Linked DNA regions of Homo sapiens: region 2 is linked to region 1. A link is an interaction called in ENCODE POLR2A ChIA-PET data of the cell type or tissue named here. Cell type or tissue: HepG2. All regions are shown on one strand. Links, peaks and the distances in the headings refer to the core of each region. The heading gives the core; the rest is flanking DNA. Region 1 holds the start of SCN1A-AS1 (SCN1A and SCN9A antisense RNA 1). Region 2 overlaps SCN1A-AS1 (SCN1A and SCN9A antisense RNA 1).

What was found. ChIA-PET counts read pairs that join two places held together with the same protein. Peaks named below come from ENCODE experiments on the same cell type or tissue, not always from the same donor. Only the 100,000 strongest peaks of a DNase experiment are listed, where the experiment ranks them.
Region 2: POLR2A ChIA-PET joins it to region 1 with 5 read pairs; 2 of 35 experiments call an interaction of 5 or more read pairs at or near these places.

Annotation. Positions count from the first base shown.
Region 1 is chr2:166,080,153-166,091,975 of GRCh38, forward strand. The region is part of intron 2 of SCN1A (sodium voltage-gated channel alpha subunit 1); the gene reads right to left. SCN1A-AS1 (SCN1A and SCN9A antisense RNA 1) reads left to right here and starts at 1,379. Exons shown (of 12, transcript NR_110260.1): 1 at 1,379-1,526. In HepG2, for the core only: no CTCF peak of the experiment used is centred there; a DNase peak (open chromatin) is centred at 1,919; H3K4me3 peaks cover 449 bases.
Region 2 is chr2:166,129,280-166,141,102 of GRCh38, forward strand. All of the region lies in intron 2 of SCN1A-AS1 (SCN1A and SCN9A antisense RNA 1), which reads left to right. It also overlaps a transcript of SCN1A not described here. Among named protein-coding and RNA genes, the nearest start is that of SCN1A, 7.2 kb to the left of the region's middle. In HepG2, for the core only: no CTCF peak of the experiment used is centred there; DNase peaks (open chromatin) are centred at 5,692, 6,152 and 6,782; H3K4me3 peaks cover 1,119 bases.

The DNA of each region.
Region 1 (11,823 bases), core at 710-3,209:
CTTTATTCTAAAAATTTATAACAGAAGACTTAATTGTCCTAATTTATGAAAATACATGTCACTAGATACGGGGTAGTAACCTCATAGAATCTGCAGTTTTGGCTTACAGCTTTCTCTTTTCATAAAAACCAGCATTTAAATATTTGGTTACATAGAGGAGACCTTGCTCCTTTCAAAAGAGGTAAGACAATGAAACTTTCCTAACAAGAGAAGACTTCAAAGAGAGAGGCCTTTTCAAGATGATTATGGTTATGCATTTGGACAAAATAAAATTAAGAAGAGAACTAAGAAACCATAGCTAGGAAGAAAAAGTAACAAAGTGCATGTTAGCAAACTTCAAATCTGAAGGAATTTTAAAAAATATTGGAAATAAGTAGAGTAGTGGGCAATAGAAAACTGGAAGAAGAATGATTCTTTGGAAGACAAGAAAAATACATTAAAAGTGGAATTCAATTAGATAAGCAATCCTAAAGAAGACAGGAAAAAAATAATCCAAAAGAACATGAAATGGAAGTGAGAGATCATGGGGGAAAAAAAAGATTGTAAGAAAATGAAGTGGAAATTTTGAGTGGAAAGAAATAGTAAAGTAATAGCAATAACATGACCAATATCAAATAACGTGGACAAAAGAATTATAAGGAAAAATTTGTTAGAATATACAAATAATAAATAAAGATATAATATCATCTGGTAATATCTAACTGAAAGAAAAAGAGGGAGGTAAATCTGTAGCATTATAATTAACAGATTACCTTCTCGGGAGACTTTACAAGATCAGAAAGTTAATACTGATAATATTCAGTGTCATTTCTAAGACTTTACTAATTCATTACTTATCATAAATGTTCTAGTACTAGATGAGGTTTTTGCTTCTGGGCATTATATATCTCTGTTTCCCGTAGAAGAGGACACATGTATTACGTTCTGGACTTGAGGAGGCATTTATCACAGCCAAAAGATGTTTATACTTGAGGTGACTGGGAGTGGTAAACCATATGGCTTTGGTGACCCTCAAAGTGCAGATGGAGGAGCTTTATTTAAAGTAATCCTAACCCATGAAGCCTTACAGTTAAACTCCCTTGGGCATCTGCTTTTCTCCAGTCAAACAAATATGTACGATAGCTCACAATGAAGTATTTCATTTTCCCTGTGGCATTTCACACAGAAGTCTTAACTGTAAAGGCAACCTTATAAATGCTTTGTACCCGAAGAAACTGGCCTTTTATAAGTAAATCATTATGTAGTTTCTTCCTTTGGAGGGCAGCTCTGTGTGACTGCTTGGGCCTCTGTGGTTAGATCTGTTTGGTTAACGGGCTTTTGGGCTTTCACACAAAGCTATACTCTCCACAAACTTCTGTGAGATAAAAAGGTGATATCTGTCTTAGTCCTCTGAATATTTTTTCTTTGTTCAGAACCTGAGAAAGATGAATGAAATTTAGTGTTTCCCATCCCCGAGAGACACCCAGCATCCACAACTTCACACTCTGATGCCATTGTGTATTTATGCAAGAAATACCATAACTAAGGTAATGTCTTGAGATTTTTTGGTTCAATAATGTCCTTAAATTCTATGTTGTTTTTAAAGCCTAAAAGAAATTCCCCCTCCTCACTCCCCCGTCTCTCCCTACAACCTGGTGAGACAATTCTCTCATTTTCTCCTCCCAGTTTCCAATGCTATTGTTATGATCTATTAGAATAATTGCTATTATTTTTTTGCCTTATCTGACCCTAGAAGTGATTTACAGGGAAAAAAATTACTAACCAATTGATTAGTGAACTGAATATAAAGTGCAGCTCTTATGGTTTATTCACAGACAAGAATATATATAGTACTTAATGTGATAGTATTTTGTTGTTGATGTGGAACAGTGTTAGTCTATAATACAGGCTTTCAGGCAGACAAGACCTAGTTTACCTTGACCTCTGGACTTCTGAAAGGTTGAGTAAGTTATTTTAAGAGAATTAGACAAAGATAAGTAAATCAAAACCAATAAATGGCAAAGATTTAAAAAACAGAGATTAGTCTATTCCTCTCATTTAATAGAAAACAAACTGAATCAAAGAAAAATGGGCAATTTCTTTGTTTAGAACTTATGTGCTTCCTACTTTCAAAATAAATATGTCATTTGTCCCAGGTTACGCAGCTTATTAATGGTGGGACTTAAATCAGAACTTTTATTTTCTAACTCCCAAACCAGTGTCTGCCAGGTCCTAATAGTTATGAAATATTCTTTTAAAGCTAAATAAAATATATGAAAATATAAGTAGCTGTGTTAAAATAGTATTTATCTACTCTAATTGATCTAGGTCTCTCCAAGGAATTTATATTACTTGGACAGACCCAAAACAAATACAGTAAATAAAGCATTCTGGCAAAAATGGAGACTTCAAAATTTTGAAAAATGGGAGACTCCAAAATTTAAAAAGATGATTGTAATATTCAAGTTTAGAATCATATGATGCAGGTTTTAATCCTGCTGAACTATACCTCCACCGTCAATTTATGTTTTACTTCCGTTATGTTTTATGTATTGCTAAACTGGATTATTTCTAGTTACTAACTGAGCAGATGACTTTATATAATTTATCTGTAACTCCAAAGTTCAATATAGTTGTGCAACATTTATATATCTTCACCACCTTATAATATATAATCTGATGTGGAGAAAAATTATATATCTTCAATTCTGTCTATAAAGTAGTTTAATATCCATACTGAAGAGAAACCAAAAAGACTTCTGCCAAAATGCTTGCCATCTCCTTGTAAAGAGCTATTACTATTCTGGGGACATAAACCATCTGGGCACGACAATTTGTGAAGTGTTTCAGTTCGTTTTGTAGTGTTCTTGCCACCTACTTTACAAAAGAATGTTACTGCCAATAATAATAAAAATAACTAGGTAAAATGTTATTCTTACTGTTGTGATCTCACATAACTATTTTTTAGCAGCCAAGAAAGAAATTGGTTTTTACATAGAAATCCCAAACCTAGAAAGTATTGTTTTATAAATTTCTTTTCTAGAAATAATTTGATTTGGTGTAATTATAATTACAAAAATATTTCATTTGATTTCTCAATAAGCCAATTTTTAGTAGGTTGGGGTTAACTAAAACAACATATTTCAGCCATATGTTTAAAACTTTTACATTTAAAAATAACTTCATTATCTACCCTTAGTTTTTCATGCCTTATGCAAACTGCAGTTAAAATAAGGTCAGATATCTAACATATGTCTGTATCTACATTTGTATACTCCAGGGGTGTTTTTCAAGACACCCTAATAATAAACTAAGAAGTAAAAAATTCATTCAATCTACATACAATACATAGAAATACAATACATAGTTTTTGCCTGAGATTCAGATCTCAGGCAAAAAATTCATTCAATCTACATACAATACATAGAAATACAGTACATAGTTTTTGCCTGAGATTCAGATCTGCCATAGTTTATTAGGCTCTGCCTGTAGTTTTCTCATGAAACACATCAGTATCATTAGGATGATTAATTTCATTTTTTTCCTTACAGAGAAGATTGTCATTAAAGAGTAAGACCATGGATAGTTCACATAATAAATCATGTGAAATTTAGGATCTCTTCTAGACGATCATAGTCAGAATAATTTAAGGGAATTCCTTTGAACAAATGTCATTAGTTTATATCAAGAATATAGTAATGACTGTCATTGTAAGTAAATTATTTAAGTTAACCTCTTTTAGTAAAGTTTTCCTGTTAGAAAATAAGTAATCTTATTGTGTGGGTGAGTGGTCACTCGACAGAGATTTGGGAGGATGTAGAGAGTGAAGTCTAATCCTCGTGACTGTGATTGTGGTTGCAGATTTTGAGATACCAAGTGTGAGGTGATAGGCACTTAAAGCCCAGTGTGGGCCTCCCAGGGCTGTTTAGCTAGCAATGAGAGAGGCACTGCCTATATCCAAGTTGTATATGGCAGGTTTTGCACAAAGTGGATTACTCGAAGAGAAAGCCTAATGGCCAGTCTATTCATCTTCCCCTTTCTCGATGTTCATCTTTTCTCTCCCAGCTCTCCTTTATTCTCAATTTTCTTTTTTTTTTTTTTTTTGCTCAGCCTCCATCTCACTTCCGTTGCTGTCCTCTCCCCACCCCTTCCCACTCTGGACTGTGCCTCTCCTTTGTAGACACTTCAAGTCCATTCTATTTCATTCAAAAACCATGGTCTAGAAGTAACTTAATGTAAACCCACAAAGATGGAGACAGAATGAATGCCATTCTTCTTGCTGCTCTCTCAGACAATGCAGGTCATTTTTGCCTATGGTGCTGGTAAAGCCAGGAGTTATGTAGCTATAAGTAGCAGCCAGAGGAAATAGTGCCTGAGTCAGCAATTGTCTTTTTATTGCTGTGGGGCAATAATGGGAGAAAAAATCAGGCTTGGTACAATTCCCTTTGAAGGAAAAAGATGCCAACACTAGCATTTTAACACAAAATGCTGGTTGGGGGTTGGGAGGAAGGATGCTTACATTCCTTCTTTGGAAATATCTACTTTGATAACCATTTTGGTAAAATAATGCAGTGTTTTCAGTGTGCAAATCCTTTCAGGACTCATGGTTGTATGGCAGACGCACCTGACAGCAATAATTTAAGGGTACCCTGAGAATGACTCTGTGGTCTAAAAAGAATGTGTGTTTGGAAGTCTGAGGTAAGAAATCTGGCTGGAAGTGGCCAACCTGGAAATTTGCTCCTTATTATTAAGGATTTCCAAAGCCTGGTCCATTCCTCAGAATGTGGGCCATACAGTGGATGAAGCCCTTTGTTTGGATTAAATGAATGTTGCTAGGTGGAGAGTGCTAAGTGAAAATGCTATATAAACTGCATGCTTTTTACAAACATTAGTGGTTCTCCCATCCAGCCCACTGCCACTGGACCACCCCTGTATATGAGTCCTAGATAAATCCTATGTCTCCCTTGCTGGCTTCAAGTCTCTTCTTTAGTCTCTTGGCCATGATGCCATCCCTATTGGACTCAATGGTGTTCCAGCACAACAATGGTATGATTAGACTCTGTTCCTGGGAGACATACAATACCCTCCTTTGGTAGGATCTATGTGGAATGTTTAGTCATTAGTGTTATTAAGAAATCATAGTTATTTAATTTATGTTTTAAGACTTTCACCTTTCATTCTCTGAATGTTAGTTAGCTCAGGGTGTGAAATGGTTCAACAGAAATACTTGAGCTGCTGCAGCCAGAAGGATGTTTATGGTGTTATGCAGGAAATATCCTGCAGAATTCTGTGTGGAATTCTGCTCAGAGGGGTTTCTCTTTAGCATAAACTCAATTTAAAAATACTCTTCTGCTCAAAAGCATTCTTATGAAACCACCTCAACACAAAGCAAAACTGTCCAGGCATAGTTGCTGTATGGAGAGATACAGCATAGAACCCACGGGCAGCGGGGCTGAAGCAGAGAAAAACTGCAGGGGAAAGAGAAACAGATCCAGGAACGGGGAGAGGAGAGTGTTGAGCACAAATTAACTACCCTGGGGAATGAGTATCAGGTGTTTGACACTTTCACTTTTCCAAATAACCTGAAGACAAATGGAACCTCCCTGAGTTATGAAAAATTGAGACTAGAAGTATCAGAGCTGCAGAATTCATTTGGTTCAGATTCTGTATATATAAAATCTAGACATAGAACAAGTCTAAGCAAAGGCATATTATCTGCAATGGTTACTATGGATTATTGTTCAGAGAAGAACCATTTTGGTATAGAGAAAGCTGAAAGAACTTACAGAAAATAGGTCTTGAAAGATGAAAGGCAGAGATAATTTCCTGATTCAGAAACTCAGTATATTAAATTTTCTGTATGTTATTTATCATTTATGATATAAAATTATGCTTAATTTATCATGTAAACTGAAAATAAAATTCTAAGCCCCCTGACTGAATTGACCTTCTCCTGGCCAAAAGGATCCCAGAGTAACCTTGAAGACTGAATTCTCAGCCATGGTGGATCAGGGAGTCAGACATACCTCCTTATAACCCCTCCCTCACTAACCACTATGAGGCTTTCTTCCCTAAGGGCTAAACAGAAATCAGCCCTTTCAAAAGACTCCCCCACTGACATGGACCAACCACCTGACACTTTCCCTCCATTGGTGCCTCATAAGAGACCACCCACTAGGGAATGATTCTAGCCATTCCACTGAGAATGTGCAGTAAGGATTTTTGTGTCCTCTGCTTCACCTTTTAATGTCAGAGGGCCGAAAACTCTACCCTCGGATCATGCTAATGTCGCCATTTTTTCCACATGGATCCCACAAAGGGGCATGAAGCTCAGTTGAGGATGTGCATGCTTCTCCTCTCATAAATATTCATGACTCCTCCTATAACTTATTGAACATATATATTTGGCCACCGTGCTTAGCATAAATTTCTGTTTCCTTTTTCCCTCCCTTGAAGTGTCTGTTTCTGGCTTCTGGCTGGAAGTTATGCTTCCCAACCTGTCAGAAGGTCACTCTGCAGGCTGCAGCCCTTTATAAGAAATAAAGCTCTCCTTTCCAAATTTATGAACCTCATCATTCTTCAGGTGATAATCATATAAACGTCTACTTAAGTTTGCTTTCAGTCTGTCATGTGAATTCAGTCATTCTCACTATATTCCTTTTGTGGTATACTGGTCTGGGTTAAAGAGACCCTCTAGGGATTATTATACAGTTTCGTCTTGTTTGAGAGCTCAGCAGCTGATGATTATCACAGATTTGTATAGAGTGGACACTACCAGATGTCCAGCACATCTGTCACAGCAGATGTGACATTGAGCCAAGTCTATTTCTGTCTAGGTGTATGATACTTGGTGCTATACTTTGGATATGGTTTGTCGCCATCAAATCTCATGTTGAAATTTGATTCCTAATGTTGGAGGTGGGGCCTAATGGGAAGTGTTTGGGTCATGGGTGGATCCCTCATGAATGGTTTTTGCCTCATTCTCACTGTAACGAGTGAGTCCTTGCTCTGTTAGTTCTCATGAGAACTGGTTGAAAAAAAAAAAAAAAGAGCAGCCTGGCACGGTGGCTCACACCTGTAATCCCAGGACTTTGGGAGGCTGAGGTGGGTGGATCACCTGAGGTTGGGAGTTTGAGACCAGGCTAACCAACGTGGAGAAACCCTGTCTCTACTAAAAACACAAAATTAGCTGGGCATGGTGGTGCATGCCTATAATCCCAGCTACTTGGGAGGATGAGGCAGGAGAATCGCTTGAACCTGGGAAGCTGGGAGGGAGAGGTTGCGGTGAGCCAAGAGCATGCCATTGCACTCTAGCCTGGGCAACAAGAGCAAAACTCCATCTCAGAAAAAAAGCCTGGCACCCCACCCTGTCTCTTGTTTCCTCTCTGGCCATGTGGTCTCTACCCCACACAGGCTGCCCTTGCCTTCTGTCATGAGGGGAAGTCACCTGAGGCCCTCAATAGAAGCTGATTCTGGTGCCATGCTTCTTGTACAGTCTGAAGAACCATAAGTCAAGTAAACCTCTTTTTAAAAAAAAAAATTACCCAGCCTCAGATATTCTTTTATAGCAATACTAAATGGACTAAGAAACATGGTCTATACAGTCAATTTTGTTCATTTCTTTAATATTTATTGAATATAGACAATGTGCAAGGCACTGGTTAGAGATGTGGAGACTATGAAGTTGGCAAATAGAGAATAATAATATTGAGAATCCTGCAAAGTAACCAAATTGATTTTAGAAGCTCCTTTATGAAATAGACTTTAGGCTTTAGTCTTCTTGGATCTTTACTTGGAAATTTAGGTATTCCTGATTTTAACAGATTCATTTTTTTAAGTCCCAGAGTAGAAGAAAATGGAGGTTGAACACTGAAACATTGACTTTGAAAACTGAACATCTCTGTCAATCCCACAATCTGTGTGTTTGTGTGTGTGTGTGTGTGTGTGTGTGTGTAAGGGTATGAGCTACAACACAATCTTGAATTGTCACTAAACCATTTTTAAAATAATTGGTCAACCACCCATCACATCACTTGTATTCACAATCCCATAAAGTTATCAGACCAGAGTGATTTTTCTCTAATCTAGATGTACATTAAAATGTGCATCTCATTTAAAGATAGTTTTGGTACATCAAAGTGAATGTTGATAAACATGTAAGACAATGGAATATAAAGTTCAATGCATGTCCTGCATTCTCTCCATCTAACCATTTTTGTGGTGCCAATGCCTATTTTCAGGTGTCAATGATGAAGAACTGGAAAAAGATATAGTTAAAACAAAAATTGCTAAAGAAAAAAATGCATGCTTTTTTGGATTCATTTCTACTCTTTCATATCAATATGTTTTCTAACATTTCTTAAGTGCTGAGAAAATTTTCCTTTTTGTTATCCTCAATAGCAGGTGGCAGCTGAAATTGTTCAATTATATGCTTTGTTAAAACCTTATAAATAATTTAAATACTATTATTACAGTCAGCTAAAGCCTATGCTCAAATTATATTTTCTTTTGTTTAAATTCCCAAATATATCTCACCTGCTACCCTACATTCACCCCCAGTAAAGTCCCAAAGCCCGTGGGCTAGGTAGGGCATTATTGTTTTAGAATGTTACCAAGTTGGCCTAGAAGAGTACTTGATTTGTTGCGACAACTGTTGTTGTTCTCTAGGTAGAGTGTTGCGTAAAGGAAACAGTGATGTCCAAAGGGGCTGGACTGGCAGATTGGAAGTAGGGAGACCCAAGGTCAGCATTATGACATGGAGGATATGAGTAACCACCATAATGATTTAAGATATCTGAACAGGGTTGCCAGAAAAAATACATGCCACACAGTTAAATTTGAATTTCAGATAACTGATTTCTTAAAGCATAAGCATACCTCATACAATTTGTTTTATATTTACTATACTTTAAGTTCTGGGATACACGTGCAGAACTTGCAGGTTTGTTACATAGGTATACACGTGCCTTGGTGGTTTGCTGCACCCATCAACCTGTCATCTACATTGAGTATTTCTCCTATCCCTCCCCTAGGCCCCCACCCCTCGATAGGCCCCAGTGTGTGATATTCCCTTCCCTGTGTCCATGTGTTCTCATTGTCTATATTTGGGGCCCACTGCTAGTAAACATTATTCATTGTTTATCTGAAAGTCAAATATAACTGGACAGTTTGTATGTTTAGTTTCCAAATGTAGCAGCCCTATATATGAAGAAAGTCTTCTCTGCTAAAAAAATTATTTTCCTGCTTCCTGAAATTCAATTAATTAGCATTTTCAGTTCAGTTAGCAAGCGCTTCCTTTTAAAAGACAAGTATCTCTGGGAGTACATGAGTCGTTTATGCATCAATGAGACTACTTACTTCTCAATGTAAAATGCATTTCTCACTGTCAAAGTGGGTTAATCAATCAGAGAGAGGGCGTAAGAGTTCTTTTTTTGGTTGACTAGGTAGGGGATGGGGCTGGCTGGGACCTGTTAATTTCAGTGGAAGAATACATATGGATGAATTACTTTTAGTGGGGATTTTCTGATGGAATGAATTATCAATGTGCCAGGAAGAGACTATATAAAAAGATGGAATGGGGGTAGAGAGTGTAAGGTGGTACTGACAGAAAAAACTCACTCATTCTAGGATTTTTCTTGAACAATTAAATACTCATGAGAGGAACCAGTGTTGGGTTTTATTTTTCAAACATGGATGATGGTAAATGTTAAAACCAGTGGCAAGCATATTTTCACATTTCTTTCATTATTAAAAGTATTGATGTAAGATTATCCTCAAATATATGAGTAGTGCATCTTTGCACATTAAGGACTCCTCCTTTATTTTATCACTTCGCTTTAACTCCGTAGGTCCTATACAAACCAAAGAAATTATCTTCCTTCCTTCCTTCCTTCTTTCCTTTTTTTTTTTTTTTTTTTTTTTTTTTTGATATAGGGTATTGCCCTGTCACACAGGCTGGAGTGCAGTGATGAGATCATGGCTCACTGTAGCCTCAAACTTCTGGCCCCGAGTGATACTCACACCTCAGGCTCCTGAGTAGCTGGGATGCATACCAGCATGCCCAGCTGATTTTTAAACTTTCGTACAGGCAGTATCTCTCTATGTTGCCCAGGTGGTCTTGAACTCCTGGCCTCAAGTGATCCTCTTGCCTCAGCCTCCCAAATTGCTGGGATGACAGGCATGAGCCATTGTATCCAGCAAGAAAGAGAAAAGAATTTAAACTTCTAAAGATGAAACTGCTACACGTGGACAGCCATAACAACAAAGAGAAGAGTACTCTTAAGCATTTGTGAAAGTCAGAAACCTATAAACTTTTGGGAAACAAAATAAGTATATTTTCCCTTTAATCTTACAAGTGATGCAATACACTTCTAGCAAAAGTGAAAGGGCAAATAGGAATTTTGCAACATTGAGCTCTCTTTAAGCAGAAGCCAGGCCATAGGTTCTTCACTAGTCACCAGGGTCTACAGCCTTTATTGTCTTTACCAGTCACTAGGTATGAGACATTTTCTCATAAAATGTAACTACTATACATTCGCCACAAACTTTAAACCCCCTTTTCACCTCCCATGGTACCCAGAAGAGTGATAGGTACTTAATAGGTCCTCAAAAATTTTCAGCTAATGAATAATTGTTAATTAAAACTTATACTAGAAGCAAACTCTTAAAACATATTCTAAGTACTAAAGTCTAATATTTTATATCTATTGGTTTATTCATATTCTTGTTTGTTAATCCTAATCAAATAGTGCAAAGTTTAAATTTCATTTTCCTAAGATTTGTTTTAAAATAACACGATTTACCCAAGTGATTTCAAACCACAATTACATTCTGTTTAAATTACTAATATTTTATTGCATCACAATCTGCATGAAACAGATGTCAGGATATAATGAACTAACCTGCATTGTATTTTTATTTTTGTCTCCTGTGGCATAACGATTTCATAGGAAAGAGAACTACACAGCTGACTGACTGATGGGGAAAGTTACACAATGGATAGCTTTGCAGCAACATACTAATGCGGTAGGGAGATGCTGCAGAGAGGCTAGAAATAAAATCATTTCTTTCCGGAGCAGCACTGCTTGCTGTCGGCTGAGACAAAAAAGAGATTTCCTTTTTTTCCTTTCTTTTTTTTGAAAACTCACATAACATTAATTCTGTTAAGCACTGGATACACGGAAAGGTGTTTACCTTAGAAAATCATTTAGCAATTTTTAGAAACTAGACATATAGCAATTTTAAATCTTTTTAACTATCTAATGACCAAAGCAGAGGGTCCTCACAAGAGGGATTTAGATGCTACTGAATTGAATAAAGAAAATATGGATACATTTATTGTATGCCTTATTCAGTTTGAGGTTCATTTTGAGTTTAGAAATAGGGATATAAAAACATCAGGGGTTAAATAGCATGGGTAAAGGACATGAACCAAGCTGCAGAGAAGAGGCTGACTGCCTGCTATATTTGCAGGCATTACTCAGCACTTTTCTTAAACCGATACATCTTGCTGGCTGCATAAGCAAGACAAGACCCTTTTCCCTATGGCTCAGGAAGGCAGAGAAGTCAACTTCAGCCTTGAAAAAGGCAAATACTTTAGTGCAATAATGAAATCAACTAAACGTCTTGTGCTTAATGTTTCTTTCCCCACGCCACTAGAATTGTATGCATAATCATTCTATGCAACATATTGAAGAAACCAAAATGTTTGCCACAGTGTGCTCAGTAATTTTTTTTTGAATGAATGAATAACTGAATTCATGATCAATGCCTTATCCTAGGTCACCTGCTCAGTGCACGGGCTATAGGAAGGGCAAATGTCACTGTCCTTCCCACCCATCTCAT
Region 2 (11,823 bases), core at 5,617-8,116, 54 kb after region 1:
TCTTTGCAACATACCTAAAAGTTCACCATTTTTTCCTGTTCTAGAATCACAGAAAAGTAATTTTGATTTCTATGTTTACAAAACATTTACTAGCCCTTAATTATGGACCAATGGGTCCATCTTGTGGATCCATCTTTTTATCTATAAAAGAAAGAAATTAAGTAAGATAATTTCCTGTTCCAGCTCAAAAACTCTATCCAGTGCTTTCCCAAAAGCCAGTTGGAGTAGCATGAACACATTCATTTGAAGTTACTCAATGTCTGGGAAATGATGTTGCCCAGTATCTGGTAGAGTCAGGGCAAAGTTGAAAGAAGATGAGGAGACAGGTGATCAACAACTGGTAAACGATTGCCAAGATGTTAGAGATGAAAAGAGAGTGGGAACTGCATGAACTAACAGGCAATTTTTTTAGAATAATACATTCCATATGAATAGTACTTAGAGATTAGATATGTAAAAACACAAAATAAGAACATACCTGGCCACATGTTTTAATGAATTCTAATTGCATATTATAGGTGCCAATTTTTCTGAGTGTCTGCTCTTAACAATTCCCCCAATAGTTCTTCTCCCCTGATCCTTAGTGGTAAACCTACCCTCTTGCTACAGAGGACTGGAGCAAGAGAGGGTATCTACGCAGCTGACCTGGTCAAAGAGAGCCACTACATGTGATTCTGGCAGCTATGGAGTCAGCTTTCCCTCACCATGGGGACTCAGGACCAGGTGGACCAGGATACTGAAATAGCAGCCAGCCACACAGATGTGGAGGAAGAAGTGACAAAAGACAGAGACAGACTGTTTCCATCTCCAGTCTACTCAAGATCCAAACACTTTCTTGATGTTGAGTCCCATGATAAACTCAAACTCCATGTTTGCTTAAGTGAACTTGGTTTCTGTTGAACTATGGAGTCCTAACCACTTCATTAGCTTCAAGAAAGTTGCCAGTACTGCATCTATCAAGTATTATTCATATTCTGGGCATCTGACACTTCATTTATTCACTTCTTCATGCACCTGATATATGCCAGGCACTTTTCCAGATACTTAAGTAACATCGGCAAACAAACCAGATCAAAACCCTCCCTTTGTGGAGTTTACATTGACATGTCAGTCATATGGAAAGGCACAACGCATTCAGTGTGCACACTACCTTTCTTCCGCCTCCATGTCTTTGTTCACAACCTTCACTTCTCTTGGCAGACCTTTCATCCATCTACACATAGCAAATTCGGCGGATATTTTAAATGTCTGGGTCAAATATTCTCTCTTCTCCAACGTCTTTTCTATTTTCTCAGCAGATAGAATTCTTTTTTCTTTTGTTAATTATAGAACAATTTTATGTTGTATCTTATGAAACATGGTCATTTGACAAGTTGAAAGCATTGAGCATAAGGAGATAAATGACTATTCTCATACAGACTCCTAGAAAAGGCCAATATCCCAAGCATGGCCCAAAGAGTACTATTAACTAACAACTCATCATTCTGTACACAGATACTTCATTCGTCAGAGCTGAAGCAGTTTTACAGTATTAGTAACTTTAAATCTTCCATGTTTCAGACTGAGCATAAAGGCAAAATATGAGATTTTTATTAAATTAGTGTAATATGCACTTAAAATCACATATTTATTTTTTAAAGTTAGCAGAAGATATTAAAACAAAACTCTGTGCTACCCTATGTCACTACTACACTTATCCCATTTGACCTTGTTCTAAGAGTTTTATATATGTATCTTATTTGGCTCCCAGAATGTAAACTCCCTGTGGAACCAGCTTTGCATTTTATTTATTTTTTTGTAGATTAATTTATTGAGAGATAATTTTGTCTCTTTCTCACTGTTACGTTTCCAACTTCAAAAAATGAAAAACTAATCTTCCTCTGCCCCCGTTGGTAAAGTTAGCCATTCCAGGAACCCCTTTGTAATCTTGTTTCAGAAGCTGGAAAAAATTAGCTGCCTACTTCCTAGGTGACAATACTTCAATCTGTAATGCATGAACCTGCTAAACAGGCTGAGGGGGCATGGCTGTGGCTTTTTTATGAGAGTTCCTAACAAGGAAAAGAGAATGAAGGCGTAAGATGTCATTTAGTCTTTGTAAGACTCCGTCTCTGTAAGACTCCGTCTCTGTCCTGTGAATGTGGTTGTTACTTTGTTATAGCTCTGTCAGTTGCACTGCTCAGTGCCAAAACATAAAAGGGAATATTATAATGGGACATAATCTCTGTCAATAGATTTTGGGTATTAAAGAGAGCGTGAGGTCACTCAGGTGGAAAAAGCTGGGCCAGGTAATTTTGTCTGTTAGTTTTACGACATAAAGGAGAGTCTCTCGATGCCATTAGATCTTGAAAGAGTTCAAAGAGAGAACTATCTCATTATCAGAAGGCTGAGGAATTAGTGTAATTAGTATCTGAATATTCTTTAATATTTTCTTGCATAGAAAATAAAGGTAATTGGTTATCAAAAATATTCTTTCAAATGTGTATCTCCTGGAGTTGTGGAGTTCTGAAACTTTAACCAGCTGCCTTATGAAGAGAATTTATTAATTAACTTTATGCCTGCCAAGGAGAAGGAAACCATTCTTAATTTTTAGCCAAAAATTTCCCAAAGTGATGACCAAATCATTATGTTTTGAGTTCCAGATTCCCTTGTTTAGAGTTATAAATGACATTTGAGTTTTAAGGCAGAAATGTTTCTAAATTCCCCTGTCATTTGTTTGGGAATCTATAGTCACTGAGCAACATGAAGCTGGGTCTCCCCTCTCTTCCCACCGCAGGAAAGGAATTGGAGGCTGGAGGCGAACTTGAGTACCTTGAGGTGGTATCCCAAAGGAGATGGTGGTGACAACAGACAAGTCTAGATGTTAGCAGGTCTTCTGATGAAGTCGGGGAGTGATCCCAACACAGATAGCAAATGCTAGAGTTTGGATTTAAACTCAGACCTTAAGATTTTAGATCTACAGGACCACTGTATCACTACAAATCCTGACTTTGCCCCCTTTTGATTGGAATAATCAGATAAAGCACACTACTGATGTGATCCTTGGTAAATGTAATTTACTACTTAAGTACTTTGCTTTTGTAGATGTCAATTTCCTAGTGGTTTTTTTTTTTCTTTTGGTAAATGCAGCATTCTGCAAAAATCTACTACCAATTCCTTGCTCTCACAAAGCATTCACCAACACTGTGCCACTATTTTAGAAATAGAAACCATATCCTAGCCGAAAATGATAAACTCATATATTTCCTTTTGAGATTAACCTGCCCTTTTGAAAGGGAGTCAGAAATGAATGTGAAATTTATTTGCTATTAGACAAATAAATGCAGAAACTGCAATTAAGAACTCTCTTTTAGGACTAGAGCCAACTAGTTTTTCTGCAAGTTTAAAGTTACAATTTTTTGATGGCAAGAATTGGCCAACTGATTTCAAAATATCTTATAGGTACTAAAGTGGACTTTTGAAACTCTGGTAAAGTCCATACATTCCATAAATTAAAAAAATAATAATCAGCCATTTTTTTCAAATATGATATAAAAATATCTGAGGGCTCCTCCCCTCCCCGCAACTGGAATTCACTGAATCAGAGCTGCTATAGGCTTGCATTTTTTGATGCACAGATAACCAGTTTTTAAATCACTTGTAATATAATGAACATAAATAATTGAATTTTTTTTTCTTACAGATTTGATTCTGAAGTATTTTTGAAGTATCTTTAGAACCAATGTGCTTGTGGGCACACATTACACTATTTAAAATTTTATTAAAAGTATTTTAAAAATCCTTAGAGAGAGAATGCCAGTTATCTCTCTCTCTTTCTGGTAGTGGAGAAGAAAAAATAGTATAGGCTTTTCTTAACTCACCACAATGCAGTAATTAAAAGCAAAAGAGAAAGGAGGGAAGTTGTGGGATTATGATGGAGATAATCAGATTCCCCAGTTGCCCTCTGCCTTCCCTGCTATCGAGACAACGCACAGAAGCCAGAATTATGTCTGCAGGTGATTATTTCAGGGAAGCAGTTACTCCTTGTTGGAAGATTCACTGCAATTTCCTTTCAATTACATAGGCAGACATTGGTGTTGGAGAGGGAAATAACAATATTCCTAAACCAAATAAGTAGCTTTTATAAACAAGACAGAATAATACATGAACCTGATTTCTCAAAGGGAAATTAAGTATATGAATGTCAATCATCTGATGAGATTAGCATTACAATATAGGTTCAGAATGAGTATTAAATCACAAAATTACTTTTTATCACTTGATGTAATAGCATTATTCCTCTGATTATATCACCAACTGAACAGCACTTCAAAAATTACTATAGTGCTCTGTATATATCTTTAATTTTAAATCCTTTATTATTTGGGGGCCTGGTTTATTTTTGATCTTTTCTTCTTTAGCTAACGTGTAAGAAGACATTATTAATATTTAGTGAAGATGACACTAAATGTCGTTTTTCAAAACAACAAACTCTGCCTTTTCCTAAACAAGCAGGGAGCCATTATGCCTTCACTGTTCCGCTTCCTTTGTTTCCTCTGTTTTCAGGACCTTCTCTTCTTTGACCGCATCTTCCTCCACCCTCTATCGGTGCACCTCTCCACGGTCTGACCCCACTCAATAATCTCTTTGAAAGTAAGAACTATGACTTATTTTTTTTGTCATTGTTCCCCAAACATATCCCAAGTCTGTGGTAGAATTAAGGTAGTTTCTGGAGAGAACCTGATAACATCTGCTGAGTATTGATGAATAAAAATTCCGTAATAGACTTCCAACAAAACCCTGGAGTAGAATAAAATAACTTTGTAAACCTCATAAAAAAGAATGTCAATTTACATAAATCATTACCATTGCTTTATCGATAGGGTTTTGCTAATCATTGAGAAATTGTGGAGCTGGAAAAGTCTCAGAGATAAACCAGGCAAGTGTTCTTATTTTGGATATGAGGAAACTGATGCCAAGAGAGGTGCAGTGACTTGTCCAAGGTCACATAGATAGTTTTATACCACAAAGGTCCATTCAAGTTTTCCCACAGTTTAACTCTAAAGGAAATTAATATTGAGTAAGGTACATCAGCACATAAGAAGCAAAATGGAAGTGAGTGAAGTATTTCTAGATATGCCACAATTGATTTTCACTCATGTTTTGACAGAGAGATGGATGTGATGAAGGGTATGAATGCAGTTACTGTTTAAGAAGGTGATGGACTAACCAACATTGGTTTTAGCAAAGAATAAAGAAAGTGACTGTCCTTCAATCTAGCTCCACATGCGGTTCTTAAATATTAACCACAAAGTACTCAAGCCCAAGGGCACGAGCTCTGGGTATGCAGAGTGTAGCATTGACAGCTTTCAGGAATGCAGGCCCAAAGACAGCTCCAGAAAATATCCAGGAAGCAAACTATCTTGAAGTTCTATACTTTCTTTGAAATGCCAAGATGTAATCTAAAAATATGTGTTCTACTTTTTTAGTCTAATAAACCACATTTATATGATGGTTATCTGTCATATGGGGAGACAAAATTCAACATTTCACATGCCTGAGCTTTATACCCCTCCTTTAAATGTATCAAGATTTCATAAAGCTTTGGTTCTTCAGAAAAGATCAAGGTACATCACAATATTTAAAGCATTATCTCCATATCTATTGCCACAGGAGGATAAAGAGAAAATAAACATAAATGCAAATAATGAAAATGCCTGAGCAATCATAAAGAATGAAGTTACTGTGTGGATTCTATTCTGTGTTTATGTGTTCTTTCCTTTGCTCTTAAGTCAGTTAAACATAATGCTTGGGTTCTTTCCTGATTTATTTCATTCAGCAATCCCCCCTACCCCCCGACATCCCTTGCAAAGATGAATCAACAAAAGCTATTACCAAGAACAATATGATTGATTACTTATTGGAACTCGAATACCAATTTTCCACTTAAGTATATCTTTATATCAATCACCTCACTTGCCTACCTATTGAAGAGTTTCAATTAGATTTTTTTAATAAAGAGGACTTTCTTTACTCTAAAGGATATAGCTGATATTTATGAAGACAACGCTTTATTTACAGAATAAAACTGAACTTTGCCATAACTTAGCATAAGCAAATATGTAGTTTCTGTTTCCCTAAAGAATTCCTGTCAACATCTTTTTCCTTTCATGTTCAAAGGCAGAAAGTCATTGACTTTACCAGGAGCACAGCAAAGCCATCTGTAAAGTATACAAGTGTCGCTAGAATTAGGTGCTACCATATTTCTTGGGGAAATTAACATTTTTGACACATCTGTATGCAGTTCCAATCTTCGGATATCAATTTACAAACTCACATAAATTACATTTGGTTACATCTTTTCTTTTTGTTTCTTTCCTTGAGAAAAGCAAGAATTCTACTCTAGGCCAAATAATGGACAGAAATCATTAGGGTCCACTCCAGGGACTGAGGCCCTTTAGAAGAGATTGGCAAGTGACTAGGGAAAAGGTACATCGAAGGTCAGAAAATAATGACATTTAGCCTAGTTCTCCTCGTGATTCCTTGGAAATTTTGGGGCCCATGAGCTCAGTTGCTGCTTCTGGGATTGCCCCTATTCATATCAAATAGCAGAGAACTGAGATGTCTTACCCACACCTGAGAAGATTCGGATGTGAGCATGGGATAGAGGTGCTAGGCAGCGGCACTTTCATGCCTAAGTGCAGTCTCTCATACCTGTTCATCTGCAGTGGCATGAAAGGCAAACAGATTCTTCTGCTCATTATGGGTTGTTGAAATGACAGAACCACTTTGTCTCAACATTTTCTATGACACTTGATACATAAGGAAGCTCAGAGACTAAAGTCCTTGTTTCCATGTTGCACTAGGTCTTTTTGAAAGTCTCTTTTACATTCTGATTGCTATCATGACATCAAAGTCACCTGTATTCCTCATCTTTGTGGGGAAGAGCAGGCTAAATAAAGTAGGTAAGGACACCTTCTGAGTCTGCACCCCTTTAATTGACACATAGGGGATGTGACCCCTGACGTTTCTGCTTCCCTTATTCTTTCTGCAACTAAGCAAACATAGAATGTGGATTTTCCCATGCTCTTAGCAAGGATGAAACTCAGCGATCATTTGCTCTACTTCACATGGTAGTTGTTTCTAAGATTACATATCATATATATGCATATATATATATGTTATGTTATGCTACACACACACAACTGCTAATGAGTGTTCTCTCTCCCCTTTTCTTGTCCCTCTGCTCTCTAGGACAGCAGTAGCTTTATATGTATCTCTATCTGCCCTAAGTCTCCTCTCTTGGGCATCACAAACAGAGTTACCCTTCCATGAACCATTTGTTGCTTTAAAATTATACCTCAGATGCAGTCATGGTCCTAGCAGAAAGTAGATGGTACATTCAAAATGGTTAAAATAAAAATAATTATGGAGAAACTATTGACCAAGTGGGTTAAGATGGTTGATGAGTGCCCAGGAACTAGCAATAGAGAGAGCCAATGCCATTCCAGGCAAGAGTGAAAGTGGCACCAGATTCCGGTGAGAGCTAGAGCTTTAGAAGACCCAACTGAGAGGTTTAACTAAAGAGGAATGCAGCTGCTTTTTTAAGCTAGGAAGTGAGGTGTGGTCGGGGAGACTCTCCAATTTTCTGCTAATGCCTGTCTTGGGCTGCATTCAAAGCCAACGGATGAAGGACCCCAAGTTTCTCAATCCCTGGAAAGTGGACTTGAAAGTCTTTCCCTCTACTTGTCCATTATTCCACTTCTAACCTACATTTTAATACTCCCAACACTCTCTTCCCTGGTCTGCATTCCTTGGAGTCCAGTGCTCCTGCTAGTAGCCCTTCTTCCAGGGCTCCAGCATTTGTTGGGCTCTGGGAATGTTTTTTCCAGGTTGGCAGTTGTGAAGGGCTGGTGGGAACTGGGGAAAATAACAATGTGTCTCATCTTATCTCTAAAAACATCTCTTTTTCTTTGTTTAAAAAGCAAAACACATGTGTCTAAAATATTTTACAGAGATGAACAAAAATCTTTATGATAAAAGATTCTATTTAATACCCTAACCCTTAATACAGTGCCTAGTATATGGTAGTGTATGATATGGTTTGGCTGTGTCCCCACTCAAATCTCATCTTGAATTGTAACTCCCACAATTCCCATATGTAGTAGGAGGAACCTGGTGGGAGGTAATTGAATCATGGTGGCGAGTCTTTCCTGTGTTGTTCTCATGATAGTGCATAAGTCTCATCAGATATGATGGCTTTAAAAATGGGATTTTGCTGACACAGCTCTCTTTTTGCCTGCTGCCATCCATGTGAGATGTGACTTGCTCCTCGTTGCCTTCTGCCATGATTGTGAAGCCTCCCCAGCCATTTGGAACTGTAAGTTCAATAAACCTCTTTCTTTTGTAAATTGTCATGTCTCAGGTATGTCATTATCAGCAGCTTGAAAATGGACTACTCAGTAAATTGGTACTGGGAGTGGGGCACTGCTAAAAAGATTCCCAAAAATGTGGAAGCCACTTTGGAACTGGGTAACAGGCAGAGGTTGGAACAATTTGGAGGGCTCAGAAGAAGAAAGGAAAATGTGGGAAAGTTTGGAACTCCCTAGAGACTTGTTGAATGGCTTTGACCAAAATGCTGATAATGATATGAACAACGAAATCCAGGCTGAGGTGATCTCAGATGGAGATGAATAACTTGTTGGGAACTGGAGCAAAGGTGACTCTTGTTATATTTTAGCAAAGAGACTGGTGGCATTTTGTCCCTGCCCTAGACATTTGTGGAACTTTGAACTTGGGAGAGATGATTTAGGGTATGTGGTGGAAGAAATTTCTAAGTGGCAAAGCATTCAAGGGGTGACTTGGGTGCTATTAAAGGCATTCAATTTTAAAAGGGAAACAGAGCATAAAAGTTTGGAAAATTTGCAGCCTGACAATGCAATAGAAAAGAAAATCCCATTTTCTGAGGAGAAAGTCAAGCTAGCTGCAGAAATTTGCATAAGCAATGAGGATCTGAATGTTAATCCCCAAGACAATGAAGAAAATGTCTCCAGGGCATTCAGAGGCCTTCATAGCAGCTCCTCCCATCACAAGCCTGGAGGCCTAGGATGAAAATGTGGTTTCATGGGCCAGGCCCAGAGTTCCCATGCTGTATGCAGCCTAGGGACTTTGTGCCCTTTGCCTCAGCCATTCCAGCTATGGCTGAAAGGGGCCAACATAGTGCATGGGTCATAGCTTCAGAGGGTGCAAGCCTCAAGCCTTGGCAGCTCCCACGTGGTGTTGAGCCGGCAAGTGCACAGAAGTCAAAAACTGGGGTTTGAGAACCTCTGCCTAGATTTCAGAAGATGTATGGAAACGCCTGGATGCCCAGCAAAAGTTTGCTGCAGGGGTGGGGCCCTCATGGAGAACCTCTGTTAAGGCAGTATGGAAGGGAAATGTGGGGTCAGAGCCCCCACACAGATTCCCTACTAGTGTACCACTTGGTGGAGCTATGAGAAGAGGGTCACCATCCTCCAGACCCCAGAATGGTAGATCCACTGACAGCTTGCACTGTGTTCCTGGAAAAGCCACACTTAATGCCAGCCTGTGAAAGCAACTAGGAGGGAGTCTGTACCCTGCAAAGCAACAGGTGTGGAGCTTCCCAAGACCATGGGAACCCACCTCTTGCATCAACGTGACTTGGATGTGAGACATGGAATCAAAGATCATTTTGGAGCTTAAAGATTTGACTGCCCTGCTGGATTTCAGACTTGCACAGGGTCTGTAGTTCCTCTGTTTTGGCCAATTTCTCCCATTTTGAATGGCTGTATTTGCCCAATGCCTGTACTCCCATTGTATCTAGGAGGTAACTAACTTGCTATTGATTTTATAGCCTCATAGGCAGAAGGGACTTGCCTTGAGACTTTGGATTGTGGACTTTTCAGTTAATGCTGAAATGAGTTAAGACTTTGGAGGACTGTTGGGAAGGCAAGATTGGTTTTGAAATGTGAGGACATGAGATTTGGGAGGGGCCAGGAGTGGAATGATATGGTTTGGCTGTGTCCCCACTGAAATCTCATCTTGAATTGTAACTCCCACCATTCCCATGTGTCATGGGAGGAACCCAGTGGGAGGTAATTGAATCATGTGGGTGGGTTTTTCCTGTGCTGTTCTCATGATAGTGAATAAGTCTCACAAGATCTGATGGCTTTAAAAATGGGAGTTTGCCTGCAAAAACTCTCTTTTTGCCTGCTGCCATCCATGTGAGATGTGACTTGCTACTCCTTGCCTCCAGCATGATTGTGAGGCCTCCCCAGCCACGTGGAACTATGAGTTCAAGAAACTTGTTTTTCTTTTGTAAATTGCCCAGTGTATTAGTTCATTTTCATGCTGCTGATAAAGACATACCTGAGACTGGGTAATCATGGCAGAAGATGAAAGGCACATCTTACATGGCAGCAGGCAAGAGAGAATGAGAGCCAAGTGAAAGGGGAAACCCCTTATAAAACCATCTCGTGAGACTTATACACCACCACAAGAACAGTATGGGGAAAACTGCTCCCACGATTCAGTTATCTCTCACCAGGTCCCTCCCACAACACATGGGAATTATGGGAGCTACAATTCAAGATGAGATTTGAGTGGGGCACAGCCAAATCATAGCAGGTAGAGACTCAGGAATAAACATATGGATATTCAAGCAGTACTATTTTTAGATAAATTCTAAGAATAATTTTAGAATAATAATAATTGTTGTTAATTTTATTGAGGACTTAATATATTTTGGGACCTTCAAACCTCACAACAGTCTCATAAAATAGTTGCTATTACCATGTTATCTTCATGAATTTATAAATGAGGCAACTGAGGCTCAGAGTAGTTGAGCATCTTGGCCAAGATCACACAGTAACGAGGTGACTAAGTGTGATTCTGAAACCAGCAGTGTATCTCCAAAGTACCTAATCTTACCATAAGGCCATACTAAAACTCTCCACAATATCACATTATTAAAATTATGGTGGAAAGTCTCTGCAATTCGAGTTCACAGGCAAACAAACAGAAGACAATAGTCTTTCTTTACTGCTAAGGATTACATCACATTAAGCTCATATAAGGACATAATGGGGGAGAGACATTTCTACAAGTAGCTGACCGAAGATAGTTTTTAGGTGTATGATCAGTCTGTAGCCTGGATTCTTGTCAAACATGTTAGGGGGCAGCATGTGGCAGGGTGGGAGGGAGGCAAATGGAGATCTTCCTTCTTACTTGTCTCAGATTCTTCAATCTTCCATAGCAAGTGAAAGAATATAACTATGTTTGGACGTACTCTCACCAAGTTAACAAATACACTAAACACATGAGTAGTGAGGGGAGAAGCATGCCTCAATCTGGCAAAGCTTCAATCTCCAGAAGTCTAAATTTGTTAGAAATGAAAAAGCTAGCAAAGCAGAACTGCTGATCGTGAACACTTAACAGTAAGCTTCCTTTGGTGGAAGCTTCATGTTGCAAACATCGTATTTAATTAGGTGTTTTTTTCTCAGCTCATTTTCTAAAAACAAGTGCTTTTCGGCTCTGCTTGATGTTTGTGAAGACACGGACCGCGCAAAACCAGGATACTTTCAGAATTTTAAAACCTTGCTTCTGAAAGTGTGGCCACATACTGGCAGCATCCCCACTTCTTGGGAGCTTGTTGAAAATGTGGACTCTTTGGCTCCACCCAGACCTTCTAAATAAGAAAGTGCATTTTAACAAGATTTCCCCAGGTGATTCTGTGCACATTGGTGTTTGAGAAGCCCTGGCTGTCACATCTGGCCTCAGCTCTTAAAGCCTACTCACTTCCTTCTGCACCTTGAACATGTAAATCAGCCA